2 separate regions of the Homo sapiens genome follow, and region 1 is linked to region 2. Evidence: chromatin loops called from intact Hi-C (ENCODE). Cell type or tissue: PC-9. All regions are shown on one strand. Region 1 overlaps PTPRF (protein tyrosine phosphatase receptor type F). Region 2 overlaps ST3GAL3 (ST3 beta-galactoside alpha-2,3-sialyltransferase 3).

Region 1 (5,000 bases), 280 kb after region 2:
TGCAACCTCCTCCTCCTGGGTTCAAGCAATTCTCCTGCCTCAGCCTCCCAAGTAGCTGGGACTACAGGCGTGCGCCACCACGCCCAGTTAATTTTGTATTTTTTGGTAGAGATGGGGTTTTGCCATGTTGGCCAGGCTGGTCTCGAACTCCTGACCTCAAGTGATGTGCAGGCCTCTGCCTCCCAAAGTGCTGGGATTACAGGCGTGAGCCACCACACCCAGCCCCTCCTGTCAGTCTGAAGTCCGTCCTCCTCACCCCAGGCCTGAAAGACCACCTCCATCCTCCTCAACCCTTTGAAAGGTAAGGCTGCCCAGGGCAGTGGCAGAGGTAAGAGGGCTCCTGACCCAGGACCTGGGGCTTAGGCGCTTTTGAAGGACTCCTCTTTCAATACTAACAAGGAGGCCCTGTTCCCCAATCTGAGAGCCTGAAAAGAAGCCCTCTGGGGCCTCTGGTCCTTCAGCCACCTCCCAAATGCCAGGGCAGGGCAGATGGCTCCCTGCTAGGACAGCTGCCAATAGGAGGACTGGGCAGCATTGAAATACTTGCCCCCAGGTCACGAGTGGGGAAACAGGTCAGAAGTGGCAGGGAGGAGCCTGAGAACACTCAGCAATCAGTGATGCTGGCCCAGGGCCTGTTCTCTGAGTTCCTATTGCACAGGTATGTCCCCCCGTGGGAGCAGGCAGTGGAGCTGCATCACCCGGATGATGCCACGCAGCACGGAGGCCAACCACCTTCAGCTCACGTGGTGAGGCCTCAAGATGTACAGCTTCCAGCCCCACAGCAACCACCACCACACTCCTGGGAAGCGCTTCATACACAGCATTCAATCTTCCAAACCAGCTTGGGTGGTAGGCATTATATCCATTTACAGATGGAGCAAATGAGGGTCAGAGGCATAGTTACTAACCCAAAGACACACGAGAAGTGAGTGGTCCAGAGTCTTAACCACTGTCCTCTATGGCTCCTCTAAGCTTGTAGAGCCCACGGACTCATACAAGACACAGATGCAAAACAGTAACCGACACTGGACGCAGTGCCTCAGGCCTGTAATCCCAGCACTTTGGGAGGCCAAGGCGGGCGAGGTCAGGAGTTCGAGACCAGCCTGGCCAACATGGTGAAACCCCGTCTCTACTAAAAATACAAACATTAGCTGGGCGTGGTGGCACCTGCCAGTAGTCCCAGCTACTTGGGAGGCTGAGGCAGGACAATCACTTGAACTCGGGAGGTGGAGGTTGCAGTGAGCCGAGATCTCACCACTGCACTCCAGCCTGGCAACAGAGTGAGACTCTGTCTCAAACAAAACTAAAAAACCCCCCAAAACCAAACAACAACAACAACAACAAAAAGAGTAACTGAATGGAGATGTGTGTGTGAACAGATAAAGCCACAGCGTAAAAATGGCCAATGTGAAAACATGTGCAGCTGTTCTTGTAATCAAAGAAATGCAAATTAAATTGAGATGCCATTTTTTGCCTATTAACTTGGCAAAAAATATTTTTTTGAAGATATTTCCCAACAGTGGGGAAGATGTGCAGGAAAGAGGCCCTCTTCTGCCCTGCTTGGCAGGAGTATGAATTGACACAATCTTCTGGAAATATCAAAAGGCTTAAAAATGCATGTGCCCTTTGACTCAGCAATTCCACTTCCATGAACCTAGAATAAGGGAATAATCAGGAAGGTGAACACATCCATCTGCAACGACGTGTATGGCACCTTATTTATAGAAACGAAAAAACTGAGAACATATGTGTCCAACAATAAGGGAATGGCTAAATAAATTAGGGTACTTGCATGTGACAGCTTACCCATAGCCATTAAGGATAATGATACAGGCTGGACGTGGTGGCTCACGCCTGTAATCCCAGCACTTTGGGAGGCCAAGGTGGGCGGATCACGAGGTCAGGAGTTCCAGACCAGCCTGTTCAATATGGTGAAACCCCGTCTTTACTAAAAATACAAAAATTAGTCACGAGTGGTGGTGCGCACCTGTAGTCCCAGCTACTCGGGAGGCTGAGCCAGGAGAATCGCTTGAACCCAGGAGGCAGAGGCTGCAGTGAGCCAAGATGGCACCACGGGACTCCAGGCTGGGTGACAGAGCTAGACTCCGTCTCAAAAAAAAAAAAAAAAAAAAAGAATAATGATACAGAAGAATATTTAGTGGCAAGGAAGATGTTAGCCATATTTTTTTTTGTTTGTTTTTAAAGCAGTCTACAAATCATCGGACAGTATGTGGTCCCATTTCTGTTCACACACACACATATATATGTATGCACAGAAAATGGGCCACGAGTAAGTAACCAAATGTTATTACTAGAGGTAAACTGAGACATTTTAATTTTTTCCTCTGTGCTATTCTATACTTTCCAATTTTTCAAAAAGGAACAGGTATCGACATCACATTCTTAAAAAGAAAGCAACAATCGGCCCGGGTGCGGTGGCTCACACCTGTAATCCCAGCAGTTTGGGAGGCTGAGGCAGGCGGATCACCTGAGGTCAGGAGTTTGAGACCAGCCTGACCAACATGGTAAAACTCCATCTCTACTAATAATACAAAATTAGCCAGGCATGGTGGCGCATGCCTGTAATCCCAGCTACTTGGGAGGCCGGGCAGGAGAATCGCTTGAACCCGGGAGGCAGAGGTTGCAGTGAGCTGAGATCACACCATTGCACTCCAGCCTGGGCAACAAGAGTGAGACTGCATCTCAAAAAAAAAAAAAGAAAGAAAGAAAGAAAAGAAAAAAAAGCAAGCAACAATCGATGCTATATTTTGAAAACATAAACACATTCAGACTGATGAATCAGTTGTGGCTGGGGTCTGATCATGTCACCCCCGCCTTGTTTGTGGCTTCCTATGTCCCTAGGAGAGTGTTCATTTCTCAGCCAGATCCTGTGTAATCTGCCCTCCAAACCTCTCCAGACTCATGCTGAATTGCTTTCTCCTTCTTCCTGTGCTCTCTAGCTCCCCCTCTGCCCTCCAGAAAACCCAAATTGAACTACTCAGAGCTCTCTGAAAGCTCCATCCTCTCTTGCTTCTGGGCCTGGGCACCTGCCTAGCTGCCAACTGCCACCCCCAACTCCCACCTGTCCTCAAGACTTGGCTTAGACACAGCTTCCTCCTCCTCGGTGCTCAGAGGACTTCAAGGTGGTCCAGGGAGTGTTTGTGAATGAATGGAGAAGCCACCAAGTGAGAGAAGACACTAAAATCCACGGACAGAGCCCCAGCCCTCAGCTCACAGGGGCAACAAGGAACACACCTGCCTGACACCTACGGCCAGGCTCCACATGGAAATCCGGTTCACTGCCAAACAGCCACAGCCATAACCACGTAACCCAAGGGATACACAGCTGCAGCTCCACACCTCAAGTCAGACCCCAGACCCCACCCAACCAACGACCCGGCTCAGCAGGAGAATACAAAGGCATCATGCCCCACATGGCTGGCCTCAGCATAAGCCGCACAATCCAGGCCAGATCCAATGACTATCCCTGTCCACCACTGACTTTCACTGACCCCGAGGTGGCCAGTCCTCCTTTCTGCCAAATGCACATGGGCCCAGGACAGGATCAGGGCTGGCTGGCTCTTCCCACGCCTCAGCCCGGCAGCCCACCGTGCCACGTCTCCCTAGCACGTACCTTCGAGCACTGAGAGCTTGGCACTAGTGTTGATCTCACCCAGGCTGTTAGTAGCTGTACACTCATAGATGGCTTCATCTCGCTGCACCCGCAATGGCTGGATCCGAAGCACTGACCCTGCCCCATCATCAAACTCAATGACCTGTCAGAGGACAGACATGGGGTCACAGCCTACTCAGGACACAGGAGCCTGCTCAGGGTCAGTTGTCCTCCCACCTCCAAAAGGTCCATGAGGAGGGACACTGAAAGGAGAGAGTGTGGGCAGACCCTGAGCCCTGCCGACCCCTTCCCACCACAGACGCACCTCGAAGCGCTGGGAGCTGACTTTCTTCCCCTTCTTCATCCATGTGATGCGCGGCTTGGGTTCTCCTGTAGCTTGGCACACGAAGGAGGCTACCCCTCCTGACAGCCCAGTCTGGTCCTCAGGGACTTTAATGAAGACAGGTTTGCCTGGAAGAGATGGAGACACCAAGTCACCACAGCACAGTCACTATAGGAATGGCCAGTGAGGAAGGTGGCAGTCATGGGGGCAGAGAGAAAGACCTACAAAGAAAACAAGGACACCTCACCTTTATGTAGCGCTTAGTATGTGCCAGGCACTGTTCAGAGAGTTTAACATTTTTTAACTCTGTTAAGCATATGAGGTGAGTGCTATAACTGTATCTGTTTCTAGAGGCCCAGAGAGGTTAAGGGATTTGTCCCATATGACACAGCTGGTAAGTGGTAGAGCTAAGATCTGAACCCAGGTGTTCCAAGTCTGGAGTTCACACTACCACTGCACCCTTCTGTTGCCCGCCCCACATCAATTCCAAGCTCCAGGAAAAAGGCGTGCTGGAGAGCTGCTGGGAAGAGCTCCAGCTCTCCCTGAGAGTTGTCCCTCCCCCTGCTCTCCATCTCAGTGATGGCACCACCATCCACCCCGGGGCTCCGGCCAGGAACCGAGACTCCTCCCTCTCTCCCAGCCCCCACATACCAGCAGCAGTCCCAAAGGCCTAGACAGTCCAGTTCCTAAGTCTCTCTGGATATCTTCCCAGGTGAATGCTTTCCTGTAAATCTGCCTCTCCCATCCCTCCCCCCCGACTTAGTTATTGCCTTCTGACAGTCTCCTCAAGGTGTCCACAGGGAGGCAGAGGGAGGAGAAGAAAGGTAGGGGCTCAGACATGGCACTGCCACACCCTCATCACCTCAGTACACATACCAGGGCCAGTCCACAGCCCCTATCCCTAAGAATTCAACCACCTAGGGTCATGAACCCAGAGAAGCCCAACCCATTTGCTACAATCTTGTAGCAATAGCTCGTTAATCTTGACAGCTGATCCATTTCCTATTAATCAGACCAATGAACAGCTCCAAAAAGGGCTAGTGC
Region 2 (5,000 bases):
ATATACTTACCCCCAGCACTTGCTATTCTGTATTGTAATTTTTGGTAGTATGTCTCCCTTGATACACTGTAAATTCCTAAGGTCAGAGGCTGATTTAACCCTGCCTACCCTCTCCAGTGCCTTGCATAAATGGGCACAAAGAAGACCCCTAAAACTTTCTTAAGGAACAAAATGACCCTGACAGTCTCACGGCAGACAAGGCAATCTCAAGGAACCCACAAGGCTGAGACTGCTACATATTTTTCAGAAGACTTGTGTTCTAATCCTGGCCTGTTGCTGTGTGACCATAATCATGCCACCTCACATCTTTGGGTTTCAACGTCTTATGCGTTCAATGTGGGTCTGGAGTCACTGCCCTGCCACCAAAATCTCTGCACTATGCAGTCTAGAGAAGATCACAGCCAAAGAACAGGATATAGTCAGTGAATGGGCTCCGTGACTGCCGGGGCTGGAGGCCCTGCATGCTGGGGCACCTGAGTGAGCCCTGGCTGGCTGCCAGTTCTGAGTCCCCACCTCCTCCACCCCCACCCTTGGGCCTGCTGCCAAAACTCTGGTGCCCAGCTGCTCTACTGTGCTGGGGCCCTGTGGCAAGCCTACCCTCCAGGCTGCCTTCTGCAGGGTCTGGACTGGGTGGGTGTGGGGTGGTGGTACCAGAAATGATGATGCCACTGCCTAGTGTGTGTCATGTCTGATTCACCACAGACCCCTCGGGCCTAGCCCAGAGCCTTACACAGAGTAACTGCTCATTGAACACAAACTCATCTGATCAATGCACAATTTCTTTTAGAAATCTACATTTTCAAGCATCCCCCACCACGGAAATTCAAAGCCTGAAATGCAAATCTGAAGGCTGAGTGACAAGCCAAGGAGTTGGGACTTTATTTGGTAGGCAAAAGAAAGCCAAAAGTCTAACAAGAGAAAAACAATATTTTCTTATGTAAACAACTGTATTTTTGAAATGAAATATAAACCTCAGTGCAATTACAGAACTGACTAGAAGCTTTTTGACTAGGCACAGTGACAAAAACGTTCTAGATGTTTTCAGTTAGCTCTCTCAACAACTCTGTGAGTTGGTGCTATGAATTAATTTACACACAAGGCCTAGAAAGATGAAGAGACTAATCCAAGATCATACAAGTGGTAGACACTGGATTAGAACCCAAGGTCTCTAACACCAGTGGAGGAACTCTTAACAGGGCACTGCCACCAACACGGTCACGGAGGAAGGCACAGGACAGCACAGGAGTGGTCAACACAGTCAGACACGGGGTGGAGAAGACAGTCCAGAAGGCCTCACACAGCTTTGGTCTGCGGCAGTAAGGCATTTTGAGTCTCTTCATGTCCTGTCCCCAGTCCCCACCATCTGCTTGCCTGCCTTGTGCTGTGAGTTCCTGTGGTCTTTCTGAATTCCAGAAAGTTTCATAAACAGCAGAAAGATGGACAGCAGGTGCCCTTCTTAACACAGTGCAGTGCAGAAATAAATGAACAACAGACAGACCTTTGGCCACCTCTTTTCTCTCTAGTTTACCCCATCAACTTTTGGCAAGGTACTTAAAGAATAAGGGCTGTGGGACAGTCCAGGGGGCACAGGATCACGTCATCTACAATGGAGAGGGAGCTGGAGCCCAGCAGGCAAGGCAGGAGATACTGCTCTCTCCATGGCAGTGGAAGGCAGTCCAATATCAAGGATGATGGGCTCCAAATCAACCCCTCATTTAGAAAGCGACAGTAACTCCTAAAACGTACAACTCTGGGTACAGTGGGTCATGTCAAGTTATTACCAAATTAAAATGCCTTAGAAATGGCCTCCTGACTATCCCAGTGAGAGAAGAATAGGGGGAGTGTTGGGGATTCTGAGTCATCCAGCAGGCTGGGACCTCTGGGGCAGTTAGCGGTCAAAACCACCAAGATTAACGGTCGCCAACTCCCTGGGGCCAGAATAGTCAGTCTCTCTAAGGCACTCACACTCCAAATGCCAGCAGGCCCCCACAGATGTCTGATCAAATCACTCAGCCCTTGTTCTTCTCCTACTCTGCAGCTGGCCTTTCATTTTGGGAGATTTAGCATTAAACCCAGTAAGAGCACCCATTGTCCTGCAAACGTGACTACCAAGCCCCTGGGGTGAAGAGTGTTACCACTGCACTCACAAGAGGAAATCCAGATGGACAGGCTGGAGCCCCAAAGAAGGAACCAGACGCTTCCACTCTCCTGCTTCACTCAGAAGGACTGAGTTTAAGGAATCAGGCCAAGCAATGGGTCATAAATGGAAAAAGCATCAGATCTGGAATCAGAAACTGTCACAGAGGACACTGACAAGCAAGTGATGGAAAATCTGATTTTCAACTTCCCCATGTGCAGTGGAAACCATGTAATTCCAAGAATCGCATCAGGATGTGGTGAGGGAGCACATTTGGAGGGGACACACATGCTGTGTGACACGCGTGGCTGCCATAAGCGCCTGGCTCGGGTTCAGATCCAACCACAGGGAGAGTCACCACATGATATCTAGTGGGAGGGTGCCCTGGCTGACGTGTGTCTGAAGGATCAGCATTTGGGAGATGAGGAGTAGCACTGCAGGAGGCTGAAAGAGCAGGAGAGTGTGAGGCTGTGGTCAACGAAGTGTCTTAGGAAGGACGCAGAGACCAACTGCGTCACACACTGTGGAGGTCCAGTAAGGTGTGGCCACAGGACTAAATGCTGGATTCGGCAACAGGGAGGTCACCACCAACCTCAACAACAGCCATTCCACTGGAATGTGGAGGTGAAACTCGTTTCACTGGGTTTAAGAGAAAACAGGAAGAGACAAACTGAAGTCATGAAACACAGACTATTTTTAGGAGTTCTGCTACAAAGGAACAAAGAAATGGGGCAATAGCCGGAGCGGGGAAGCAGGGTAAAGTGTTTTTTGAGGTTAGGAAATATTTCCCCAAGTTTACAAGCTGGTTAGAATAAAAGAAAAACTCACAATGCAGTAGAGATAGGACAGTTGTAGGGAGAATGTTTCTTTTTGTTGTGTTTGTTTTCTGAGACGGGGTCTCACTCTGTTGCCCAGGCTGGAGTGTGGTGGCATGATCTCGGCTCACTGCAACCTCCACCTCCGAGGTCCAAGTGATTCTCCTGCCTCAGCCTCCCGAGAAGCTGAGGTTACAGGCGCCTGCCACCGCGCCCGGCTAATTTTTGCATTTTTAGTAGAGACAAGGTTTCACCATGTTGGCCAGGTTGGGGGAGAATGCCTGTGAGAAGGCGGAGGGGGAAAGGATCTAGCGCAAAACTGGAAGGGCTGGCCTTAGCTCTGCTCCCTTAGCCCGCCTTGGCCAGGGATGCCTATTTTCTAAGCACCACTTCCCTTGCGAACTTTCCATGATACTTCCCTTCTCAGGTAGAACCCATCCCCCTGTGGACCTGCGCCACCTAGGGCAGACCTTCATCTTCACTTGCTCACTTGTTCCCCCATTCTCCTACCGCCTTCCCCTTTCTGCCTCTCATTTCCACAGGCAACAAATATTTAGAGACAATAGAGTCACTCTGCTTGGATTTTTATCCTGGCTCTCTTAATAGCTGTGTGATTTGGGGCATGTCTTTTAAATTGTTTTGTGCCCTTAATTTGCACATCTTTAAAAGTGGGATTATACTAGTACTTACTTTATAAAATTTTTTTGTTAAGAGTTATGCTGAGAAAGAAGGGCTGGCACTGAGTACGGTGTCTGGCCCCTCGCTGGTGCTCAGTACATGCTAACTAACTGGCCTGGGATTAAGGATACAATGATGACTAGGACATAGTTAAGGCCTAGCATTACACTCCATTACACTGAAGAGTAATTGTCCATTTAAATATCTTTCTCTCATAGAATATGATCATTTTAGCAAAGCATGTATGGCACAGAATATACAAGTACCCAATAAAATGCTGGACTGAAATCAGTTGGTTACCTTGCCTTGGAAGGTTAATCAACAGGAAGTGTAAGGGGGAAGTGGGGTGATGGCCAGGGAAACTGGGGAAGAGTCATTGACAGTGATTCCTGAGGACTCTACAGATCAGTGATGGACATTGTGTAACCATCAGTCTAGTTTCTAGAACCATCTCAGAGAGGACTGGACTCAGATCAGCCCCTACCATGCCTGCTCCCTCGTTTCATGTGCTAATTTAGTTTAAAGCATTCCTTATGAGAAAAGAAGACCATGTAGGCAGCACTTAGCACACTGCCTAACAACCCAGCAGCTTAATCAAAGCCAGTGTTACCATGCTAGGGGGACATGCATGAGCGTGCAGATGAGCCTCTCTACACAGAGCTCTTTCCATCCACAGAGGAGGGAATTCTTCAATTCCATCTTCTACCTTCCTCATGAGGATGCCTTTCTCCAAGTACTAGAGAGTTGTTTCTGGGATAATGACATGAGGAGGGAAATGGCAGAAGCAGCTTCGCCTAGCTTGAGTAATCCTATTCTGTCATTAAATATTTTCACTTTAATTTTTTTTTTGAAATAGCCTTTACTGCCATAGATCCTCTCAAGCCCCAAGATGGAAATGTTTCTCCTTAAGGACAACTTCTGTCTCCTCTGACTGCCACCTGTCTGACCTGTTACTCCAAGGTCTGCTGGGTCTTGCTTGCATTGTCACCAGTTTCATCATCTACCCACATGTGGGCTGTGCCAATCCATTCTACCCTAGACATCACTGACTCTTTGCTCTTTGTGGCTTCCAATGTAGACTCAGGTTTCTCTACAGCTTTTGCCATCATGATACGTGTACAGCCATCTACGACAAATGCTGAAGCACTGTCAAATGTCTTCTATCACTTTAAGAAAAAAGGGACTGCTTGATCTGAGCCATCTGAAACTTGTGGTATTTCTCAGCTCCGGAGGCCCTGCCTTTCTGCTCTTGCTGCTAGGCACTGCAATACCTTTTCATCAAACCAGGCCACCTTCCTATTTGATCAGTGATTGTGGAGCTGACATTAACTCCAGGTTACATTTGTCTCCAGAGCCTTGTAATTTATTTC

Evidence for each region. Hi-C counts contacts between places; a loop is a spot of excess contacts. Peaks named below come from ENCODE experiments on the same cell type or tissue, not always from the same donor. Only the 100,000 strongest peaks of a DNase experiment are listed, where the experiment ranks them.
Region 1: a loop joins it to region 2, with 3 times the contacts of the local background. A loop is called at or near these places in 2 of 110 quality-filtered maps.

Annotation. Positions count from the first base shown.
Region 1 is chr1:43,552,576-43,557,575 of GRCh38, reverse strand. PTPRF (protein tyrosine phosphatase receptor type F) reads right to left here. Exons shown (of 34, transcript NM_002840.5): 4 at 3,939-4,084; 5 at 3,635-3,776. Among named protein-coding and RNA genes, the nearest start is that of PTPRF, 24 kb to the right of the region's middle. RefSeq lists an enhancer at 1-378. In PC-9, a CTCF peak has its summit at 2,967; a DNase peak (open chromatin) is centred at 565; H3K27ac peaks cover 2,042 bases.
Region 2 is chr1:43,832,186-43,837,185 of GRCh38, reverse strand. All of the region lies in intron 4 of ST3GAL3 (ST3 beta-galactoside alpha-2,3-sialyltransferase 3), which reads right to left. Among named protein-coding and RNA genes, the nearest start is that of MIR6079, 3.9 kb to the left of the region's middle. RefSeq lists enhancers at 1,484-2,251, 2,252-3,019. In PC-9, no CTCF peak of the experiment used is centred here; DNase peaks (open chromatin) are centred at 505, 1,885, 2,745 and 4,705; H3K4me3 peaks cover 1,249 bases; H3K27ac peaks cover 4,722 bases.